Linked DNA regions of Homo sapiens: region 1 is linked to region 2. A link is an interaction called in ENCODE POLR2A ChIA-PET data of the cell type or tissue named here. Cell type or tissue: PC-9. All regions are shown on one strand. Links, peaks and the distances in the headings refer to the core of each region. The heading gives the core; the rest is flanking DNA. Region 1 overlaps MINDY2 (MINDY lysine 48 deubiquitinase 2). Region 2 overlaps MINDY2 (MINDY lysine 48 deubiquitinase 2).

Region 1 (12,499 bases), core at 2,713-7,712, 57 kb after region 2:
AAGTGGGCAAAAGACATGAAGAGACATTTTACTAAAAAGAATATGCAAATGGCAAACAAGCACATCAAAAGATGTTCAGCATCATTAGCCGTTAAAGAAATGCAAATTAGGCTGGGTGCGATGGCTCACGCCTGTAATCGCAGCACTCTGGGAGGCCGAAGCGGGTGGATCACCTGAAGTCAGGAGTTCATGACCAGTCTGATTAACATGGTGAAACCCTGTCTCTACTAAAAATACAAAAAAATTCACTGGGCATGGTGGTGGGCGCCTGTAATCCCAGCTACTCGGGAGGTCGAGGCAGGAGCATCACTTGAACCTGGGAGCAGGAGGCTGCACTGAGCAAAGATTGTGCCACTGCACTCCAGCCTGGGCAACAGAATGATACTCCATCTCAAATTAAAAAAAAAAAAAAAAAAAGAAATGCAAGTTAAAACTACAATGAAATATTGCTACCTAAGAATGGCTAAAATAAAAAATAGTGACAACATTAAGTGCTGATGAAGATGCAGAGAAACTGGATCACTCATATGTTACTGGTGGGAATGTAAACTTTTCTACAGGTAATCTAGTAAACAGTTTGTCGCTTTCTTAAAAAAAAAAATACACAAGTTAACGGGGCATAATGGTGCATGCCTGTAGTCCCAGCTACTTGGGAGGCTGCGGCAAGAGGATCACTTGAGCCCAGGAATTCAAGTCCAGCCTGGGCAACAAAGCAAGACCCTGTCTCTTAAAAAACAAACAAACAAACACACAAACCAACAAGCAACTATGATATAACCCACCAACTGCACTCCTGGGCATTTAACCCAGAGAAATGAAAAACGTACCTGTACACAAATGTTTACAGCAGTTTGAGATAGAGTCTTGCTCCATCACCCAGGCTGGAGAGAAGTGGCACGATCTTGGCTCACTGCAGCCGCCACCTCTTGGGTTCAAGTGATTCTCCTGCCTCAGCCTCCCCAAGTAGCTGGGATTATAGGCACATGCCATGACAGCCAGCTGATTTTTGTATTTTTAGTAGAGATGGGGTTTCGCCATGTTGGCCAGGCTGGTCTCGAACTCCTGGTCTCAAGTGATTCACCTGCCTCAGCCTTCCAAAGTGCTGAGATTACAGGCGTGAGCCACCGTGCCCGGCGGGAAAACACCCAGATGCTCTTTAACAAGTAAAACTGCGGTAGGTCCACACCACAAAATACTACTCAGTAATGAACAGGAGCAAACTACTGATAGATGCAACAATCTGGATGATGCTTTGGAGACTTATGGTGAGTATGAAATGCAATCCAAAAAGATTACACACTGTATATAATATTCTCAAAATAACAAAATTATAGAAATGGAGAAAGATTAGTGGTTGTCAGGGGTTAAGAAGAGGGTAAGGGTGTGAGAGAAGTGGGTGTGGATATAAAAGGGCATCAGGCGGGATTCTTGTGTTAACAGAAATGTGCCATATCTTGATTTTATTTATTTACTTATTTCTCTATTTATTTTGAGACAGGGTCTCGCTCTTTCTCTCAGGCTGGAACGCAGTAGTGTGATCACAGCTCACTGCAGCTTCAACCTCCTGGGCACAAGTGATCCTCCCACCTCAGCTTCCTGAATAGCTGGGACTACAGGCATGTTCCATCATGCCTAGCTAATTTTTTATTTTTGTAGAAATAAGGTTTTGCCATGTTGCCCAGGCTAGTCTTGAATTCCTGGGCCCAAGTGGTCCTCTTGCCTTGGCCTCCCAAAGTTCTAGGATTACAGGCATGAGCCACTGTGTCCAGCCATGTATCTCGACTTTACTAATGTCAATTTCCTGGTTTTGATATTTTACTAAATTTTGCAAAATTACTAAATTTTCCCATTGGGGAAAACTGGGTAAAAGGTATGAGGGATCATTCTTTATTATTTCTTTTTTTTTTTTTTTGAGACGGACCGTTGCTCTGTTGGCCAGGCTAGAATGCAGTGGCACCATCTCGGCTCACTGCAAACTCCACCTCCCGGGTTTAAGTGATTCTCCTGCCTTGGCCTCCTGAGTAGCTAGGATTACAGGCGCCTGCCACTGCACCCGACTAATTTTTGTATTTTTTAGTAGACACAGGGTTTCACCATCTTGGCCAGACTGATCTCGAACTCCTGACTTCATGATCCACCCGCCTCGGCCTCCCAAAGTACTGGGATTACAGGCGTGAGCCACTGCGCCCAGACTGTTCTTTATTATTTCTTACACTGGCATGTGAATCTATAATTACCTCAAAATAAAAAGTTTAATTTATAAAAAAGGTAAATTCTCACCTCATACCATAAAACAAAATAAATTTGAAAGGCATTGGCTGGTATGATTCCTTTGTCTTTTTCTTTTAAAGTTTACAATTAACTAATATTATTTTGAAATTTGAATCTTACTTTATGTTAAAAAATGTAAGTAAGTGAAAATAATATTAAAACAGTATAGGAGTAGACATAACACAGATCAGTGGAAAAGAGAAGACTCTAACCTATTTAAAAATTTAGTATGTTACAGTAGAATTATTTTTTCCTTTCACCCTTCCAATTGACTCTCCATTTCTTCTCTATTCGGGAGACTAACCTCTATGGACTGCAGCAACTGGAATTCCTACTCTCTAATAATCAGTTGAATTTGGCCAAAGGGAGCTACTAGAGGAAATCAGAAAGTGGGAGTCAGAGAATGTATTACCTATGCTCTTTCCCTGCTGGGCCATAGCTTGGGGGTAGTATTCCTCTCCTGAAGGTCACATCTCCTCGTCAGGAGCTCTGTGCTTTACTAATCAATCTTGCTGTGTTCTGCTAAGTATTCCCTCTCCTTATCTCTTCAGAGTTAGGAGTGGCAATTATTTTCTGCTGTTGCTAGGTCTAAGATGCTACACCATCTCTTACTTGTTGTTCCCCTTAACTTTGCCCACACCTTTGTAAATAGTCTCTTCATTAAACTTTTGACAGTTATCCTTCAGTGTGTCGTCTACTTCCTGCCAGGACCCTGATACGCTTAACAAGAGGCAAAATCTGGATTGCTAGACTAATATACCAAAGGTCAATGTACATTTAGAAATGTACAGTTAGAGTGATGGATATATGGGGGTGCCTTTTTAAAATAAATGTTTGGGTAATACAAAATCTCTTTTCAAAGCTATGCAATAAAGAATACGGTCTTGCCCAAAGAGAGGTTTGACCTTTGTCCCAGCTCCTATGAAATAACTTCTAAATCTTGGCATTGCTGTACCAATAGGAGTGACTGTGTTATTTATTGTGGGCCCCTTGGGCCACACCTGCAGTTTATACTAATGATGGATCCCTTGAACCACATGGTGTCAGCTCAGCTTCCAGGGAGGGAAGGGTAGGAGTCTGGGTTCAATTACATGGGCAATAAATTAAATCCTACCTACATAATGAAATCTCAATAAAAAATCTGAACACTGAAGGTGGGGTGAACTTCCAGGATTGGCAGCACTCCATGCATATTTTCATACATCAGTTCCAGGAGGGTATGATGTCCTGAGGATCCAGGGGAAGCTTCACAGTTGGAACCCTCCTAGATTCTGCCGTATGTGTCTCTTTCCTTTGCTAATATTAACCTGTATCTTTGCCCTGTAATGAACTGTAATGGTGAGTATAATAGGTTTCAGGGAGTCCTGTTAGTCACTCTGGTGAATTACTGAACCTGAGGGTAGTTTTGGGAAACCTCTGAACTTGTGATTGGTGTGAGAAGTACGGGTGGTCTTCTATGAGCTCTTCCCTCTAACCTTGTAGTTGGGCCCTAGCTCCTTAGAGTTGGGGTCAGAAGCCTTGGGCAGACTTAGTAGTCTGGAGGACTCTGTTCTTAACCTCATAGTTTGGCTAATTCCAGGCAAAAGTACAAAAAAAGTAAGTAACAAAAAATATAAATTGAGATTAATTTGCCAAATTAATACATTTTTCCTGTATTTGTGTTTACATAATTTAAATTCTTCGACTTACCTGAGGGTCTACTAACCACCCATGGTACAAAGGAATATCAAGAAGATCAAATACTATGCATTCTGGTGTATATTCAAACACTCGAACACCAGTGAATCTTACATTTACATCCAGGCCTGTCTGTAGTTTGTGCAAAATTGCCATGGCATCACTCATATTCTGAAAATAGAAAAGGGGAAAGTTCTAATTCAGAAACATCAAAACGAGAACAAAAAAGATATTCAAGTACAAGCACATTTACTTTTAATTTTCCATTTTATCCAATAAATTCAATTCAACATATTTTTATTATTGAGTATCTACTATGTGTCAGAAGCTAGTTGGAGTTTGAAAGATACAACAATGAATAAAACAGACACTGAGGTGGGCGGATCACTTGAGGTCAGGAGTTTGAGACCAGCCTGGCCAACATGGTGAAACCCTGTCTCTGAAAATACAAAAATTAGCTGGGCATGGTGGCATGCGCCTGTAGTCCCAGCTACTTGGGAGGCTGAGGTGGGAGGATCACTTGAACCCAGTAGGTGTAGGTTGCAGTGAGCTGAGATTCTGCCACTGCATTCCAGCCTGGTCAACAGAGCGAGACTCTGTCTCAAAAAACGAAACAAAACAAGACAAAGTCCATGCTCTTATGCAACTAACATTCTATTGGGAGAGATAAACATGTATATATATAAAACAATGTCAAGTATTAGCAAGAAAAACTGAACAAGATGGAGTTGTAGAGAGTAATAGAAATGAAGGACCTATTTTAGACCACAAAGTCCAAAGTCAAATGTTTTTCAAGTCAAAGAGGAAGAAGGCCTCTCCTACTGGTGAATCTAAAATAACTGAAAGTAGGATCTTGAAGAGATAGTTGTACACCCACGCTCATTGCAACATTATTCATAATTCTTTATCTATTCTTAGTTACAACTGACAAATGAATAAAGAAAATGAGATATATACATACAATGGAATATTATTCAGCCTTAAAAAAAAGAAAGAAATCCTGTCAGATGCTACAACCAGATGAACCTTGAGGACATCATGCTGAGTGAAATAAGCCAGTCACAAAAGTAAAAATACTGTATGATTCTACTTATATGAGATATTTAGAGTCATCAAAATCATAAAAACAGAAAGCAGAATGGTTGTTTCCAGGGGACTGGGGGAAGTGGAAAAGGGGGGTTGTTTGATGAATATAGGGTCTCACTCTGTTGCCCAGGCTAGAGTGCAGTGGTATGATCATGGCTCACCACAGCCTCAAACTCCTGGGCTCAAGTGATCCTCCCATCTCAGTCTCCCATGTAGCTGGGGCTACAGGTATATGCTAACATGCCCAGCTAATGTTTTTGATATTTTGTAGAGACGGGGTCTCACTATGTTACCCAGGCTGGTCCTGAATTTCTGAGCTCAAGTGATTCTCCGCCTCAGCCTCTCAACGTATTGGGATTACAGACATAAGCCACCATGCCTGGCAAGTTTCAGTTTTAAAGATGAAAAAGTGGCTGGGCACGGTGGCTCCCACCTGTAATCCCAGCACTTTGGGAGGCTGAGGCGGGTGGATCACGAGGTCAGGAGATCAAGACCATCTTGGCTAACAGGGTGAAACCCCATCTCTACTAAAAATACAAAAAATTAGTCGGGCATGGTGGTGGGCACCTGTAGTCCCAGCTACTCGGGAGGCTGAGGCAGGAGAATGGCATGAACCCAGCAGGCAGAGCTTGCAGTGAGCCAAGATTGTGCCACTGCACTCCAGCCTGGGCGACAGGGCGAGACTCTGTCTCAAAAAAACAAAAACAAAAACAAAAAAACCATATATTTTATAATATGTGGTTTTTAACACAATTAAAAAAAATAGAGATGAGCTATCAAGCCATGAAAAGACACAGAGGAAACTTAAATGCGTAGTAGTAAAGAAAACAAGCTAATATGAAAAGGCTACATACTGTATAATTCCAAATGACATTCTGGAAAGGGCAAGACTACAGAGACAGTAAAAAAGATCAGTGGTTGCCAAGGATTAAGGGAAGGGAGGAATGAACAGGCAGAGTACAGAGAACTTTTAGGACAGTGAAACTATTCTGTATGATACTGTAATGGTAGATACGTGACATTATACATTTTTCAAAATCCACAGAATATACAGAACCAAGAAAGAGTAAATTATAGACTCTGGGTGATAATGATGTGGCATTGCCAGTTTATCAATAATAAATGAACCACTCTGATGCGGGATGTTGACAGTGGGGGAAGCTGTGTGTATGGGGTTAGGAGGAACAGGAGGTATATAGAAAGCCTCAGGACTTTCCATACTTAATTTTGCAGTGAATGCACTGAAAAGGAAGGAAGGATGGAAGGAAGGGAGTGAGGGAGAGAGGGAGGGAGGGGAGTGGGGAGTGTAAATGGGAGAGGAAAGAAGGAGAGGGAGGTGAGGGAGACAGGCCTCCTTGAAAATGACACTAGAATAGAGACTACAGGGAGCACTAAATGTTAGGAAGCTCTGGGCAAAGAGCATTCCAAAGTAGATGCCAGTGCAAAAACGAGTTTATTACTGTGTCCATGGAATAGCATGGGGCCCAGTGCGGCTGGGACAAAATAAAAGTGAAAAGTTGTAGGAGATAAAGTCTAAGAGACAGGCAGAGGCTGGATCACAAAGACTTGTTTGTCAGATTAAGGAGTCATTTTGTCCACATCAGTTTTCTCAATAAATGTAGTCATATACATCTGGAATAAAGACTATTTTAGGCCGGGCGCAATGGCTCACGCCTGTAATCCCAGCACTTTGGGAGGCCGAGGCGGGCGGATCACAAGGTCAGGAGATCGAGACCATCCTGGCTAACACGGTGAAACCCCGTCTCTACTAAAAAATACAAAAAACTTTTAGCCAGGCATGATGGCGGGCGCCTGTAGTCTCTCTCAGCTACTCGGGAGGCTGAGGCAGCAGAATGGCGTAAACCCGGGAGGCGGAGCTTGCAGTGAGTGGAGATCGCGCCACTGCACTCCAGCCTGGGCGACAGAGCAAGACTCGGTCTCAAAAAAAAAAAAAAAAAAAAGACTATTTTAAAATGCTTTTCTAAGCACGTTAACACATTAAGTATGGACATATGTATAGAGAATACATTTGAAAGAATAAAGAAAAACCAATACATAAAATTTAACACACTTTTACTGAATCCCTACTGCTAATCAGACACTGTACAAGATACTAAAGACACAAAATAAGAACAGTAGACTATAGTTTGTAGAGGGGTTTGATAATAAAAAGGGTGAAAATGAAGGAAATCTTACATTAAAACTACGGATTCTCTTTGAAATTTGAAAAAGACAAATTTAGGTTACAAAAATGAAGTTCTGTTTTATGAAATAATTCATAAAATTCCATTCTAACAGACTGTACAGACTGTAAACAGAAATCATTCAAATGTTTTAAATTAATGAATGATGCATTTATAATAGGATAACATTGTTATACTGCAGTCTTTGACCTTTGTCAGTTTCATCTCTTCTACTGTTCCCCCCAAACAACATATTTTCTCAACCTTCCCAAAAATTAAACGCTTAAAAACAACCAGCTTACATTTTTTCCCTTAAGTGTTTTAGAACTTTTCTTAAATCTACAGCAATGATGAATCTGAAAAAATAGTAACAACAGTGAGCAATCTAAGAATTATAGTTTTACAACCACCAGATTTTCCTCTATTTTTGTAAATTCTTGTTTGTCAACCACCCAACTTCCTTTAGGGGCAATATGATTTCTAATGGCTCTGGGCTCATGCTTATACCTTCATATATTTGCTACAATTATTCCCCATTATTTAATATTAAAACAACTAAGTTAACACCATTTGATATCTTCATAAAGATTAATAAAACGGTTAAAAGAGGCCAGTTAACAGTGGCTCATGACTGTAATCCCAGCACTTTGGGAGGCTGAAGTGAGCAGATCACTTGAGCCCAGGAGTTTGAGGCTGCAGTGAGCCACGATAGCACCACGGCAAACCAGACAAAGTGACAGAGTGAGACCCTGTCTCAAAAAAAAAAAAAAAAAAAAAGTTGGCACGTTGACTCACGCCTGTAATGCCAGACAGGTGGATCACTTGAGGCCAGGAGTTCGAGACCAGCATGGCCAACATGGTGAAATGCCATCTCTACTAAAAATAAAAAAATTAGCCAGGAGTGGTGGCACATGCCTGTAATCCCAGCTAATTGGGAGGCTGAGGCATGAGAATCTCTTGAACCTGAAAGGCGGAAGTTGTACTGAGCTGAGATCATGCCACTACACTCCAGCCTGTACAACAGAGGGAGACTTTGTCTTTTCTTTTGTTGTTTTTTTGAGACGGAGTCTCGCTCTGTCGCCCGGGCTGGAGTGCAGTGGCGTGATCTCGGCTCACTGCAACCTCCACCTCCTGGGTTCAAGGGTTCCATCTGCCTCAGCCTCTCGAGTAGCTGGGACCACAGTACGTGCCACCACGCCCAGCTAATTTTTTGTATTTTTAGTAGAGATGGGGTTTCACTGTGTTAGCCAGCATGGTCTCGATCTCCAGACCTTGTGATCCCCCCGCCTCAGCCTCCCAAAGTGCTGGGATTACAGGCATGTGCCACTGTGCCCAGCCGAGACTCTGTCTTAATAAAAAACAACAACTGATAAACCAAACAAACTTATTTTAAAAGGGTTTTAAACTCTTGGGTAAGTATTTTGCCACTTTGTTCCTAATTCCAAATTATACTTAATATTACAAAATATAAATGTGAGCTATGGTTGCTTACCTCACAAGAAGGGAGTACTAGTGGATCCTTTAAGGCAATGGTTAAACTGTTTCTTAGAACTCTTTTCAAATGAACTTTTAACATGGTCAAATATTTTAAATTTAAATACAAAATATATTTTAAGAATATATTTGCACTCATTAAAAATTTGTTATGAATACACACATCATGTTTTCTTGTGCTGTCAGTACACTATTAGACAAAACTGGAAAAAATAGGCTCTTTGCTTACATTACAACTTCTGGTAAAGAGTTTTAAATGGGAATATTGCAGCTCTGTGTTGGTCTTTCTAAAATTAGGTTTGAAGACATCTGTTCACGTAAAATTACACAAAAAAGAACACTATTACATCACACTTGTGGAACATTACACATTAGCTTAGACTCAGCCCAGCCATATAAGCTTGACATACACTATTTTCAAAACAGTAATGTAATAATAACACCTTATAGTTTCATTGTTTATTTTAAAAGCAGGGTACTTTTTGCCTGATATGTTTATGAGAAATGCAAGCAGTTGTTAGATATCCTTTGTTTCAACTTTGAGCCAATATTCCAAATTCCCTTCAAGAATCCTGATCAGTGTAATGGGAGTGTATTCCAATGCAAGATGGACTTAAACCAAATGCTGATAACATTTGCAAGCATTTTTATTTTTCTTTCTTTCCTAATTTTTTGAGATGGAGTCTTACTATATCACACCCGGATTGGTCTTGAACTCCTAGGCTCAAGTAATCCTCCTGCCTCAGTCTCCTGAGTACCTGGAATTACAGCTGTGAACCACTGTAACTGGCTGCAAACAGTTTTCTTTTCTTTTCTTTTCTTTTTTTTTTTTGTAACAGGGTCTCACTCTGTTGTCCAGGCTGGAATGCAGTGGTGTGATTTGGCTCACAGCAACCTCTGCCTCCTGGGCTCAAGCGATCCTCTGACCTCAGCCTCCCAAGTAGCTGGGACTATAGGCGTGTGCCACCATGCCTGGCAAACGTTTTGTATTTTTTGTAGAGACAGGGTTTTGCCATGTTGCCCAGGCTGGTCTCACTACTGGGCTCAAGCAATCCGCCTGCTTTGGCCTCCCAAAGTGCTGGGATTACAGGCATGAGCCACCACGCCTGGTGCTTGCAAACACGAAAATTAAGATTTTCTCATTTCAATCAAGATTTTCTCAGGATTAGGCAACGAAAGTAAAATGAATTTGGAGGTTGACATCAGACTGCAGCTATCATCCGCAGTCCCTAATTTTAAGTTTTTAATAAAAATAGCTTCATGATTTCAGTAAGAAATGATATAAATTTCATAAATACATGATATAAATTAAACTTTATCACTTTATACTTATCATGTACTGGTTTTATATATTGGAAGCTGGGATGAGATTTCATTTGAAAAGAGGTTTCTATTGCTAAAAATGTTTAAATATCACTGTTTTAAGATACAAATTCCCCTGATAAAATTTAAATCACTTAGAATACAAATCTGGCTTTAGCTACAGATTTCCTTTCTTTTCCTTCTCCTCCTCCTCCTTTTTTTTTTGTCGCCCCGGCTGGAGTGCAGTGGCGCGATCTCGGCTCACTCCAAGCTCTGCCTCCCAGGTTCACGCCATTCTCCTGCCTCAGCCTCCAGAGTAGCTAGGACTTACAGGCGCCTGCCACCACGCCTGGCTAATTTTTTGTATTTTTTTTTTTTTTTTTTTTTTTTCAGTAGAGCTGGGGTTTCACCATGTTAGCCAGGATGGTCTCAATCTCCTGACCTCGTGATCCGCCTGCCTTGGCCTACCAAAGTGCTGGAATTACAGGCGTGAGCCACCACGCCCGGCCTCTTATTTTTTGAGGCAGAGTCTCCCTCTGCTGCCCAGGACGGAGTGTAGTGACGCAATCTCGGCTCACTGCAACCTCCGCCTCCCTGGTTCAAGCAATTCTCATGCCTCAACCTCCTGAATAGCTGGGACTACAGGTACATGCTATTACACTCGGCCAATTTTTGTATTTTTAGTAGAGGTGGGGTTTTTCCATGTTGAACAGCTGGTCTCGAACTCCTGGCCTCAAGTGACCCATCCACCTTGGCCTCCCAAAGTGCTGGGATTATAGGCAGGAGTCACCGCATCTGGCCTAGATTTCCTATCTTATGATATAATGCAATGTAAGTTGTTGATTCTTCTTCTTTTTTTTTTTTTTTATGAGACAGAGTCTTGCTCTGTCACCAGCCTGGATCATAGTGGCGCGATTCCAGCTCACTGCAACTTCCGCCTCCTGGGATCAAGTGATTCTCCTGCCTCAGCCTCACGACTAGCTGGGACTACAGGCGCGCATCACCATGCCCAGCTAATTTTTTTTGTATTTTTAGTAGAAATGGGGTTTCACCATGTTGACAAGGATGGTCTCCATCTCCTGACTTCGTGATCTGCCCACCTCGGCCTCCCAAAGTGCTGGGATTACAGGCTTGAGCCACCACGCCCAGCCAACTTGTTGATTTTTCAAATTTTATTAAGACTAGATTATCTGAACATTAAATTCAAGAAATTTTGCAAGACAAATGAGTTATGCTTTCTTTTTGCAAATTTGATACTGGTGAAAGTATGTTAAAAAAGGTTGCTTTGAAAGTAAATATGAAGGTTCCAACGATGTCTCTTTCTTCCCTGGCTAATACTTCCTTCCACTCTAAGAAGCCAATTCCTTCTTGCCTTCTATTACCAAGTAAAGGAAGAATACTGAAGAAAATGAAGCTCCGCTTGCTTTTTTCCAGCACCAATAATTTTAAGCCTAGTGATACCTCCTACATTGCAGAACAGGATCTCTAAAGAACATGCCAAGAAATGTGGATACTGAAACTATCAAATAGCAAAACTTGTCCTAATGACATACCATATACATCATTTGTTCAACTTTCTCCTGAACATAACTTAATTGTAAAATATAAATAAAATGAGGACAGATACATCAATGACAAATTGACCTGGAAGTCAATTTTTCAAGAAAAACACTAGGTTTGATCTCTCATGGAATGAGAAAAAAAAGGAAAAATACTGAGAAAAAAATGAGAAAAAAAGGAAAAATCTGGCTGTGAGCTAAAAATGGATTTCATATTTTTAAAGAGGCATAAAAAAAGAAAACAAAGAATATGTAATAGAGACTGACCACATGTGGCTTGCAAAGTCTAAAGTGTTTACTATCTAATCCTTTATAGAAAAATGCTGCCAGCTACTAATAGAAACCAATGTATATATTTAAACTTTAAAATTATATACTTTAACAAAAACTGTTTATTACCTGTTCATAATTTAAACGTTGAATTTCTGAAATTTCTTTTGGCTTTGCATCAAGCATGTAATCTCCTGTAAAAAAAAAAAAAGAATTGTAAAATTGCCTTTTAAAAACTTGTTTTTCTGATTACAAAAGTAATAGATCTTAATTATAAATGTTAAAACACTGTAGCTATAGTTGACATATAAAATTGACTCCCCAATCCTACCCAGAGAAAATCAATGTTAACTTTTCCTATCACGTCAAATATTTTTTCAATGTATATACTATAGTGCTTTGAACTTTTTACTTCCATTTTATATTTCAGCATCATTCCATGTTATTATGTATAAAGGTCCCAAAGGTTATAACAAATTTCACTGCTGTCAACAATATAACTATTTCTGATTACCTCACCAACAATGGGTATTATCAGTCTTCTAAATGTCTGCAACACTGAGAAGTAAAAAAAAGAAGTTTGGCATCTGGCTGGGTTTGGTGGCTCACGCCTGTGATCCCAGCACTTTGGGAGGCTGAGGTGGGTGGATCATCTGA
Region 2 (12,499 bases), core at 4,222-9,221:
GAGACTGGGGTGGGAGGATCACTTGAGGCTAGTTTAAGACCAGCCTGGGCCAAATAGTGAAACCCCGTCTCTTTAAAAACAAAAACAAAACCGAACTGCTTTGGTTAAGCTGTGAAATATTAATATTATGTATTATTTAGATAAGTAATACTTTGTTTTCATTATACTAAGTAGAGAATTCTATTTAAGTAGAGAATCACCTTTGAAAGAAGTGTAAGAGGTCAGGCGCGGTGGTTCACGCCTGTAATCCCAGCACTTTGGGAGGCTGAGGTGAGTGGATCACGAGGTCAGGAGTTCAAGACCAGCCTGGCCAAGACGGTGAAACCCTGTCTCTACTAAAAATACAAAAATTAGCTGGGTGTGGTGGCAGGCACCTATAATCCCAGCTACTCAGGAGGCTGAGGCAGAGAACTGCGTGAACCCTGGAGGCGGAGGTTGCAGTGAGCCGAGATTGCACCACTGCACTCCAGAATGGGCAACAGAGCGAGACTCCGTCTTAAAAAAGAAAGAAAGGAGTGTATCAAGAGTCTCATTTTGCATCAACTAAAATTTTCATTCACTAAGCAAAAATATTACACTTTCTATTTTACACACTGTTTAACTATTTTTTTCAAGTAAATTTTATCTTATCTGCTTTTTTTTTTTTTTTTGAGATGACATCTCGCTCTGTCACCCAGACTGGAGTATAATGGCACAATCTTGGCTCACTGCAACCTCTGCCTCCTGGGTTCAAGTGATTCTCCTGCCTCAGTCTCCTGAGTGGCTGGGATTACAAGTGCCTGCCACCACGCCCAGCTAATTTTTATATTTTTAATAGAGACAGAGTTTCACCATGTTGGCCAGGATGGTCTCGATCTCTTGACCTCGTGATCCGCCTGCCTTGGCCTCCCAAAGTGCTGGGATTACAGGTGTAAGCCACCGCGCCTGGCCTGCTTGACTATTTTTAAAATTTAAACACAAAAACTCCAAGTGGTCACATAGAATGACAAAAGTAAAGTTAACTCAAATTCTAGTTTTCAGTGCATAGGTTTTACATCTACCTCTAGTATTTTGTTTGATGCTATTATAAATGGACCTGTTGAATTTCAATTTTCAATTGTCCATTGCTAGCATACAGAAACAAAAGTATTTTGAAGTAAAATTTACAAATAGGCACACATTTTAAGTGTACAGTACATTGACAAATGTATACAGCCAAGTCATTACCACCATGATCAAGAATATTTCCATCACTGAAAGTTTCCTTGTGTCCTTTTCTGGTCATCCTAAACCACATCTCCAGCCCCAGGCAACCACCTACCTGCTTTCTACCACTGGAGACTTTATGTCTCCTAGAGTTTCATATAAACAGGATCATACAGTAATGTCTTATTTTGTGTCTGGTTCCTTTCACTCAGCACAGTGTTTCTGCAATTCAGCCATGTTGCTGTGTGTATCAGTCATTCCATCTTTTTGTTGCTGTGTAGGTTTCCCATGTACGGATGTACCACATTTTTTTGTGCATTCGCCTATTGATGGAAATTTGGGTTGTTGACAATTTTTGGCTATTATGAATAAAACTGCTATGAATATTTGTGTACAAGTCTTTGTGTGGACACGTTTTCATTTCTCTTGGGTAAACAGGATTGGATATATGGTAGTGTATATTTAACATTACAGGAAACTGCCAAAGAGTTTTCTGAAATCGTTGTACCTTTTTGCATCAGCAATGTAACGGGTTCAAATTGATTCACAGATGCACCAACACTTGGTATTGTCAATCTTTTCAATGCTAGCCTTTTTTAGTGGGTGTGCTGTACTATTTCAGTACAGTTCAATGTAGTTTTGTTTGTTTTAGTTTTTGAGATGGAGTTTTGAGCTTGTTGTCCAGGCTGGAGTGCAATGGCACGATCTCGGCTCACTGCAACCTCCACCTCCTGGGTTCAAGTTATTCTCCTGCCTCAGCCTCCTGAATAGCTGGGACTACAGGCACGTGCCACCATGCCCAACTAATTTTTTGTATTTTTAGTACAGACGGGGTTTCACCATGTTGGTGAGGCCAACTCCTGACCTCAGGTGATCCACCGGCCTTGGCCTCCCAAAGTGCTGGGATTACAGGCATGAGCCGCCGTGCCCGGCCCAAATGTGTTTACGTGTTCTTCTGACTAACGATGTTGTACATGTTTTTATGTGCTTATTGACCATTAATATATCTTCCTTTGTGAATTATTATTATTATTACTATTATTATTATTATTATTATTATTTGAGACGGAGTCTCACACTGTTGGCCAGGCTGGAGAGCAAGGGCACGATCTCGGCTCACTGCAACCTCCGCCTCCTGGGTTCAAGCGATTCTCCTGCCTCAGCCTCCCAAGTAGCTGGGATTACAGGTGCCCGCCACCACACCCGGCTAATTTTTTTTTTTTGTATTTTTTAGTAGAGATGGGGTTTCACTATGTTGGCCAGGCTGGTCTCAAACTCCTGACCTCGTGATCTGCCCACCTTAGCCTCCTAAAGTGCTGAGATTACAGGCGTGAGCCACCGCACCCAGCCATGAATTATTTATTTAAATCTTCATGTTTTAACATTTTTGTAAATTATTTATTTCTTCCATGATGATTTAGAGAGACTATCTTCAAGCCAGTACAAATATTTCATAAATGGTATGTGGCCGTTTTCTAACCAGTTGAGTAATTTGTTGCACAATAAGCCACCTCACATCTTTCAGCAAGAAATACATTAAATTTGAATAGTAAAGACATTACACACTGAATTAGGACACAACTAAAATTTGCTTTAAATATTTCTTTGGGGGAGAGGACAGCACCCTCTACTCAATAAAGACAAACTTTTTTTTTTTTTTTTGAGACAGAGTTTTGCTCTTGTTGCCCAAGCTGGAGTGCAATGGCGTGATCTCGGCCCACTACAACCTCCACCTCCTGGGTTCAAGCAATTCTCCTGCCTCAGCCTCCCGAGTAGCTGGGATTACAGGTGCCTACCACCGCACCTGGCTAATTTTGTATTTTTAGTAGCAACGGGGTTTCTCCATGCTGGTCAGGCTGGTCTCGAACTCCCGACTTCAGGTGATCCGCCCGCCTCAGCCTTCCAAAGTGCTGGGATTACAGGCGTGAGCCACCATGCCCCGCCAAGAGAAACATTTTTTACAGTGCAGAGGTCTTTTATTTTTTTAAAACACCTATTATGCTATGAATTTGTAGGGAAGAGGTTCCAGCAGCTCAGACTCCTTCCCATTGGTTCTCACAAAGTGTGCTTCTCTGGGTAGAGGCTGCTGCTTCAGTTGAACCCAGGTAGCTTTCTCTTTGGCTTCTTTCTTTTTCTGATCATTTTCCTTCACATGTTTCAGGAAGCTATCTCGGCTCTTAGAGTGCTTAATGTGCTCAATACACACATTAATTCTCTTGGCAAGAATCTTGCCCTTAACTGTTTGTTTACAACAGTGTCAACAGCATGCTGGGTAACATTGTAGACTCTTCCAGTTTAGCCGTGGTAACACTTGTGGGGTATTCCTTTTTGAACAGTACCCATTCCCTTGATGTCTACAATATCACCTTTCTTATAGATTCGCATATATGTGGCCAAAGGAACAACTTCATGTTTACTAAAAGACCTAGAGAACATATATTGGGTGCCTCTCCCCTTTCCCTTTGTGTTCGTCATTTTGGCGAATTACTGGAAGATGGCGGTTCCGGCCGAAAGGTTTACTCCATCTTTAATTGTGTTTTTAGATTTCGATGAAGTGGGCTGGGCGCAGTGGCCAGGAGTTCGAGACCAGCCTGTCCAACAGGGTGAAACCCCATGTCTACTAAAAACACAAAAATTAGCTGGGTGTGGTGGTGCACACCTGTAGTCCCAGATGCTCGGGAGGCTGAGGCAGGAGAATCGCTTGAACCCAGGAGGCAGAGGTAGTAGTCAGCCGAGATCTTGCCACTGCACTCCAGCCTGGGCGACAAACCAAGACTCCGTCTCCAAAAAAAAAAAAAGAAAAAAAAGAAAAAAATCCATTTCTAGTTAACTTATGTATGGCATAAATTAAGGATTAAGGTTCATTTTTATCTATATGTGTACCAGTGCATTCTCACATTACTATAAAATAACTGAGACTGGGTCGTTTATAAAGAAAAGAGGTTTACTTGGCTTATAGTTCTGCAGGCTGTACGGGGAAGCATAGAGGCTTCCACTTCTGGGGAGGCCTCAGAAAATTTACAATCATGGCGGAAGGCGAAGGGGAAGCAGGCACATACCACATGGCCAGAACAAGAGCAAGAGAGCGAAGTGGGGAGGTGCCACACACTTTTAAACAACCACATCTTATGAGAACTGTATCACAAGAACAGCACCAAGAGGATGGTGTTACACCATTCATGAAAGATCCATTCCCATGATCCAGTCACCTCCCAGCAGGCCCCACCTCTGGAGATTACATTTTCACATAAGATTTGGTGGGGACACAGACCCAAACCATATTAATATGGATATCCACTTTTTTCAGTATTATTTGTTGAAAATACTTATTTTCCTGGCCAGGCATGGTGGCTCATGCCTGTAATTCCAGCACTCTGGGAGGTTGAGTTGGGTGGATCGCTTGAGGTTAGGAGTTTGAAACCAGCCTGGCCAACACGGTGAAACCCAAACCAGCCTGGCCAACATGGTGAAACTCCGTCTGTAGTAAAAATTCAAAAATTAGCCAGGCGTGGTGGCGGCCCCCTGTACTCCCATATACTTTGGAGGCTGAGGCAGGGAAAATTGCTTGAACCGGGGAGGCGGAGGTTGTAGTGAGCCGAGATCGCACCACTGCACTCCTGCCTAGGCGACAGCACGAGACTCTGTCTCAAAACAAAACAAAACAAAACAAAACAAAAAAACAAAAAAGAGTATTGAATCTGTCAATCCATAATTAGTGTCTCTCTTCATTTAGTAGACCATAGGCCTTCATTAATATCTCTCAGTAATGTGTTATAATTTTCATTGTATAGGTCTGACACATTTTTCTCTAACTCTCACTGCATCCCAAATGGAAGGGATTGGTTTTATTTTGCAAGATATATACATTAAAAGTGATATATACATTAAAAGCAACAATAACTACCAAGTGTACTTTTACCATCTTTTCCTAAAAGGACATTTTAATGCCAAAGAAACAGATGGCATGAGGTCAGAGCAGTAACAGTGGCTGAAATCTACCTATTTGGCACCCACGCCGGCTCCTGTTCTGAGGAGTCACGAAAACTGGAAAGGCAGTAACCCTGAGGCCGACAAATTCCATGTTAGTTCTATTCCACCTCCAGTTCACCCTGTATTCCTCTCATCTCTATGGCAGACAGAATAATGGCCCAAAGACATACATGGCCTGATCCCCAGAACCTGCCACATGCTGTCTCACAGGCCAACAGGGACTCTGCAGACGGGAAGGAATTAAGCATTGACACGGGGAAACTATCCTAAATTTTCCTGATGGGCTCAATGTCATCACAGGCATCCTATGAAGTGACCACAGGACCTAAGAGGGTCAAGGTCAGAGGAGAGATAGGGAGACGGAAGCAGAAGTTGGAGTGCAGCACTCTGAGGACAGAGGAAGAGCCATGAGCCGAGGAATGCAGGCAGCCTCTAGGACCTGGAAAAGGCAGGAAACGGATTCTCCTCTAGAGCCTCAGGAAGGAACGTGGCTCTGCAAACACCTTGATTTTGGGCGGTGAGACCCATTTTGGACTTCTGACCTCCAGAACGATAACAGATGTGCGTTATTTGTAAGCTGCTGGGTTTGTGGTGATTTGTTACAACCCACTTTAGGGAACACTGACCCGGAAGGAGGGTGAGGATAGAGAAGCCAGAGTCAGCACAGAGGTGCTGGGAGGCGGGAGCAGAGGAGGGGCGAGCTGTATCCCAGACAGTAAGAGGGGAGAGTGTTTGGGGGCTGGTCAGGCTGCATAAGAAGGCAGAGGGACAAGGCCACTGAGTTGGGTGGCGCAGAAGCCAAGTGGCAGCCTTGACAGGAGCTGTTCCCTCTGGAAGAAAGGAAGGACCCCCGGCTGCTGTGGACTGAAGGCTTTTGCTCGCTTTGCCTCACCTAGATGCCCCCTTTCTGCTGCTACATCCCAGCACCCAGCAGGCACTCGGTACACACCTACGATGAACACCCGACTGCTCTGACTCTTCACCCTCCCACCACTGGTGACTCCAGCCTCACTGCTAACACTCCCTTACTCACGGGCCCCTCTGCTGCTCGAGGCGCCTCAGGGCCTTTGCACTGGCTGTTCCCGTGGCCTGGACCACTCTTCTCAGAGGTCTCTGCGTGGCTGCCCGCTGCTCATCACCCAGGCCCCACACAGCCCCCACCGGGCACGTGAGAGTGTCAGGTATTGAAAGGACAATATTTTGAAGACATTAGGGTCAACGAGCAGATTATCAAAACTAAATTCACCTGTTTCTTTTCACTTTTTTTTTTTTTTTTTTTTTTGAGACGGAGTCTCGCTCTGTCGCCCAGGCTGGTGTGCAGTGGCGCGATCTCTGCTCACTGCAAGCTCCGCCTCCCGGGTTCCCACCATTCTCCTGCCTCAGCCTCCCAAGTAGCTGGGACTACAGGCGCCCGCCACCACGCCTGGCTAATTTTTTTGTATTTTTAGTAGAGACGGGGTTTCAACCTGTTTAGCCAGGATGGTCTCGATCTCCTGACCTTGTGATCCGCCCGCCTCGGCCTCCCAAAATGCTGGGATTACAGGCGTGAGCCACCGCGCCCGGCCTCTTTTCACTTTTTTTAACGTGGCGACTAGAACACGTAAGATGGCGTCTGCGGTTCACCTTACACATCCTCCCTGGAGAGCGTACTCTAAACCAGGATGCAAGCTTCCCCTACAGGGCAAGACAGGAAATGCTTCCAGCTTCTCAGGCTCTCTGTCATAGTCACGGTGGCAAGAGTCAGCCACAGATGACGTAAGTGAATGGGTGTGGCTGTGCACCAAGACTTCACAAACACAGTTGCTGGGCTGGGCTGGGCGGGCCCCAGACAGTGAGTCGGCCCATACCTGCTGTGTGAAAGAATCCAAACCTGGGGCCGGGCGCGGTGGCTCACACCTGTAATCCCAGCACTTCGGCAGGCCAAGATTAGGCGGATCACCTGAGGTCAGGAGTTCGAGACCAGCCTGGCCAACAATGGTGAAACCCCATTTCTACTAAAAATACAAAAAATTAGCTGGGCATGGTGGCGGGCGCCTGTAATCCCAGCTACTCAGGAGGCTGAGGCAGGAGAATCACTTGAACCTGGGAGGCGGAGGTTGCAGTGAGTCGAGATAGCGCCACTGCACTCCAGCCTGGGCAACAAGAGCGAAACTCTGTCTCAAAAAAAAAAAAAAAGAAAAAAAAAAGAAATAATAAAAAAAGAAGAATCCAAACCTGCCCAGAGAGAGGCCTGGCTTTTGCCCTCCGCCCTCGGGAAGTCATCTCTGAGCCCTTGGTGTCTCGCGCATGAGGAGGGTCTGACTGCCTGGGGCCCTCAGGCCAGCCCGACAGCAAGATGGATTTGGGGTGGAGTTTGGGCCAGGTGGTATCCTTGAGCTTCCGGGGCTGGAGGCTGAGGTCAGCCACACAGATCGGGGAGGAGTCCCCAGTAAGAACCCGGGACACCAAGATCTGAGGAGGGTCCCTGGCTGGCAACACTCCCTGCGTGCCGGGAGGAGTGAAGGGAGAGGACAGCTGATAACTGGTCTCCGTGGAGCCTTCCGGGCCCTCTTCCTGGCTGCTTCCAGCGCGTCCTTCTCTGTGATAAGCCGTGACTGTGAACATGGCTGTGAGTCCTTCTAGAGAACTCGCAAGTATGCCAAGGTCTTGGGGGCCCTACTGACTTGCAGCTGGTGTTGGATGGAGCCCCACATGGACTGTCCCTCCTTGCTGCGCCATGGCCTCCCCACCGTGGGTCACACTGGTTTTCGGGGGCTAAGCAGCGGTTTTCCCTCCGCTTCCTCCTGGCTTCCCCGCTCCCCTGCCTCCTCCCCTCCCCCGTCGCAGCCCCGTCAGGCTCACCCAGAACTCTTCCAGCAGGGCCACCGCCTCCTCCCAGCTTAGCGGCTGACGGCTGCACACCCAGGCCTGCGTGTCGGCTGGCAGCGCGCTCAGAAACTGCTCCAGCACCAGCAGCTCCAGCATCTGCTCCTTGGTGTGCACCTCGGGCCGCAGCCGGTCCCGGCACAGGGCGCGTAGCAGCCCCAGCGCCTCGTGCGGGCCCGGCGCCTCGCCCAGGTGGAAGCGGCGGAAGCGGTGCCACGAGGAGCCCAGCGCCAGGCCCTCGGCCTCCTGCTTCAGCGGCACCGTCAGCTCCATGGGGCCTCCTGGACGGCAGCGCCTGCCCCGCGTGGCCCAGGGTGCAAAGAGGTCTCTGTGAGGGGCGGCGCTCACTCGGGCGGTGAGGAAAGGGTGTCTGTCTCGTGGGATCCCACGGAGTCAAGTGCCGGCTCTGCCCCTCGTTGGGCCCCTTCCGCGGCTTCTGTACCTCAGTCCTGCAGCTCCTCCCGCAGCCTGTCCTACAGCACAAAGGCTCTGGAGCAAATTCCAGCTCTGCCTCCCACCAGCTCTGTGTCCTTGGACAAGGTACAAGGCACCTTTTGTAATACACTGTCTCTCCATGTCCTTGGCTCACTCTCTCAGGCGAGGCCTCCCAAGCCTCTTTACCTCCGCGCACATGTGCACAGAGCTCACCGGAACTCCTCTTACACATTTTTGATTATTCGTTGCTGGTACCTAGAAATACTATTTTTGTGTATTGATCCTTCTAGCCAGTGACTTTGCAGAATTTACTTATTAATTCTAGTAGCTTTACTTTAGATGACTTAGGGTTTTCCATGTATACGATCATGTCTTCTGGGAATAAAGGCAGCATTATATCCTCCTTACCAATTTCAATGCCTTTTCTCTCCCTTGCCTTGCTGCATTGGCTGGTGTCTCCAATAGAGTGTCGAAAAGAAGTGCCGAGGGTAGACATTCTTGCACAGTTCCCAATTTTAGAAAGAAAGCATTCGGGCTTTCACCATCATTAAGTGTGGTGTCAACCTTGAGTTTGTCACTTACACCCTTTATGAGGCTGAGGAAATTCCCTTCTGTTCCTAAAATGCTCAGTTTTTATTACAAATGGGTATTAAATTCTGTCAAGGGCCGGGCGCAGTGGCTTACGCCTGTAATCCCAGCATTTTGAGAGGCCTAGGTGGGCGGAGTTTGAGACCAGCCTGGCCAACATAGTGAAACCCCGTCTCTACTAAAAATTCAAAAAAAAAAAAAAAAAAAAAAAAAAAAGCCAGGCGTGGTGGCACTGGCCTGTACTCCCAGCTACTTGGGAGGCTGAGGCAGGAGAATCTCTTGAACCCAGGAGGCGGAGGTTGTGGTGAGCGGATATTGAGGCATTGCACTCCAGCCTGGGCAACAGAGTGAGACTCGATCTAAAAAAAAAAAAAAAATTCTGTCAAATGCTTTTTCTATATCTGTTGAGATGATATGATGGTATTGACAGGGGTTTTCCCCTTCATTCTGTTAATATGGTGAATTACATTGATATTAAAATATTAAACCAATCTTGTAAGTCAGGGAAAATTGACACTTGGTTATGGTTATATATATATATATCTTACTGGATTTGATTTGTTAAAATTAAAAACTTTTCTTTTTCGAAACCACTTTATTGGCCTGGTGCAGTGGTGCACGTCTGTAATCACAGGACTTTGGGAGGCTGAGTTGGAGACCAACATGGACAACATGACGAAACTCTGTCTCCACTAAAAATACAAAAATTAGCTGGGGGTGGTGGTGCACGCCTGTAGTCCCAGCTACTCAGGAGGCTGAGGTGGAAGTCACTTGAGCCCAGGAGGTCAAAGCTGCAGTGAGCTAAGATCCCACCAGTGTACCCCAGCCTGGGAGACAGAGCAAGACCTTATCTCAAAACAAACAAACAAAAAACAAAGCAACAACAACAACAAAAAAGCTGCTGCAGTGGCTCACGTCTGTAATCCCAACACTTTGGGAGCGTGGGGGGGGGCGGGGGGGGTGGATCACCTGAGGTCAGGAGTTCGAGACCAGCCTGGCCAACATGGTGAAACTCTGTCTATACTGAAAATACAGAATTAGCCAGGTGTGGTGGCACACACATGTAGTCCCAGGTACTCGGGAGGCTGAGACAGGAGAATCTCTTGAACCCAGGAGGTGGAGACTGCAGTGAGCTGAGATTCCACCACTGCACTCCAGCCTGGGCAAGACAGAGCAAGACTCTGTCTCAAAAACAAAACACATACACACACACACACACACACACACACACACACAACCAGATTATTTTATTGAGATAGAATTCATATGCCATACAATTCAATTCACCCACTTAAAGTGTACAATTATTTTAGTATATCGTCAGATACACACAACTATCACCACAATGATTTTTAGAACATTTTCATCACCTCATGAAGAAATCCTATACTTTTCTCTTTATTTTGAGACAGAGTTTGGCTCTTGTTGGCCGGGCTGGAGGGCTGGGATTACAGGCGTGAGCCACCACCGCACCTGGCCAGAAATCCTATACTCTTTAGCTGTCACTGTTGACCCTCTCTCCCCGAGGCATAAACATCCACTAATCTACCTTATCTTCAGAGTTTACTGTAGAGATTTTATTAAATGAAATAATATAAAATGTTATCTTTGCGACTGGCTTTTTTCCCTTAGCATGATGTTTTCAAGGCTCATCTGTGTTGTGGTATACAGCAGTACTTCATTTCTTTCTCGATTTGAATAATGTTCCATTGTATGATCTACCACATACTGTTCATCCATTCATCAGCTGATGGGCATTTAGGCTGTTTTCACCTTTTATCTATTGTGAATAATGCCATTATGAACATTCCTATACAAGTTTTTGTGTGTACATGTGTTTTTATTACCTTGGGGGTATGTATCTGGGAATGAATTGCTGGGTCATATGGAAACTCTGTATTTAATCAATGAGAGAACTGCCAGATTGTTTTCCAAAGTGACTGCACCAATTTATATTCCCATCAGTCATATATGAGGGTCTGATTTTTGTTTTCTCACCAACACGTACCTTTTTTTTTGACACAGGGTCTCACTCTGTTGCTCAGGCTAGACTGCAGTGACATGATCATGGCTCACTGCAGCCTCAGCCTTCCTGGGCTCAGGTGATCCTCCCACCTCAGCTTCCTGAGTAGCTGGGACTTCAGGCACATGCTACCACACCCAGCTAATTTTTTAACATGGTTTAGAGTTAACTGTTTACTTCCTGGGAGTGGGGAAATTTTCTCTTTATCAAAAGTTGGCCCTAATATTCTAAGAGTTATAGGTAAATGTGAATCAATATGTCAGTTCCCCATCTCCCCGCTCATCTTTCTTAACTTTGTAGCTTAATGACATGAATATACAGAGCGAACAGACTTTGGTCTAAATATCAAAGTTTATTGAAATAAAATATAATCTATAATAAAAAATACTACAGGTGTTATTCACTGGTTACAGTTTTAAGTATATTAACAAAAACAGCCAACATTTTAACCCAACAATGACACTATCTTTGTGGTACAATAACAAACATGAAAGTAAATGTTGAATAATACTGAATAATTCTGTCAGAAATATTTTATACTTTACCATCTATGTATGCCTTTTAAGGAATATCCTCCCAAAGTGAAAGTTTTGAAACTGATGACATTGTTTTTAAGAATTAAGTAGTTTTAAAATAATTAGTATTTAAAACAAATTTATTTCACAGAAATTCAGTTCAACCCTAAGCTGGGTAGATGGTTTTAGGTATCTTTATGCAAAAAATGTATTTCAATGCTCTTTCCTATGAATCTCTAGGGTTGTTATTATTCCTCAATTGAAATTAAAGCTGGTCATAAAGCAAAACAGATGAATTATTTCAGAAGTAAAATGGGTATTAAGATAAAAAATGAAAGGAGGAGGAAAAAATAGGCACTCATACGTAATCTATATATTAAAACGCTTTGAGAACTCAGTAGCCAGTCTTGGCCTGGCACAAAGAGATCTTTGATATGTCACAGCAAATTGACCCAATTAGTCCAACAATAAAGTGGAGAAAGAAAACTTGTTTCTCTTCCTTGCTATATTTCAAGATAATTTTCTCTGTAGTCATTATACCATTCCACTTGCTACTCCTCAAAATATGTGCCTCAATCCAATTATTCTGCACAATTCAAGGAAAAGATTCACACGCACTAGCTTTAGGAAATGACTTTCAGGGTACCTCTGAAGTTTCACAAGCAAACATGATTCCTTTTGCTGACTGTTTTGTAGCATTCACACACCAATCTCCTGTTATACTGTCCTACTTGTAATGTGTGAATCTGTAACAAGCTGTCATTTATTAAGCAAGATAGTCTTTTAACAAAAACCTCTGAGGGCTTTTCAAAACCTCATCTTTAAAAATCTGTAAAACAAAGATACCCTATGTACCCTGAAAAAACTGCTTATTTCACATATGTGAAAAACAATAATA

The links. ChIA-PET counts read pairs that join two places held together with the same protein. Peaks named below come from ENCODE experiments on the same cell type or tissue, not always from the same donor. Only the 100,000 strongest peaks of a DNase experiment are listed, where the experiment ranks them.
Region 1: POLR2A ChIA-PET joins it to region 2 with 28 read pairs; 4 of 35 experiments call an interaction of 5 or more read pairs at or near these places.

The regions. Positions count from the first base shown.
Region 1 is chr15:58,801,850-58,814,348 of GRCh38, reverse strand. MINDY2 (MINDY lysine 48 deubiquitinase 2) reads right to left here. Exons shown (of 9, transcript NM_001040450.3): 3 at 11,972-12,036; 4 at 3,961-4,119. Among named protein-coding and RNA genes, the nearest start is that of MINDY2, 37 kb to the right of the region's middle. In PC-9, for the core only: no CTCF peak of the experiment used is centred there; no DNase peak of the experiment used is centred there.
Region 2 is chr15:58,860,820-58,873,318 of GRCh38, reverse strand. It overlaps MINDY2 (MINDY lysine 48 deubiquitinase 2), which reads right to left. Exons shown (of 9, transcript NM_001040450.3): 9 at 11,419-12,499. It also overlaps the pseudogene ZNF444P1 and the pseudogene RPL21P14. Among named protein-coding and RNA genes, the nearest start is that of SLTM, 67 kb to the left of the region's middle. In PC-9, for the core only: CTCF peaks have their summits at 6,609 and 6,809; DNase peaks (open chromatin) are centred at 6,918, 7,588 and 8,078; H3K4me3 peaks cover 2,429 bases; H3K27ac peaks cover 2,821 bases.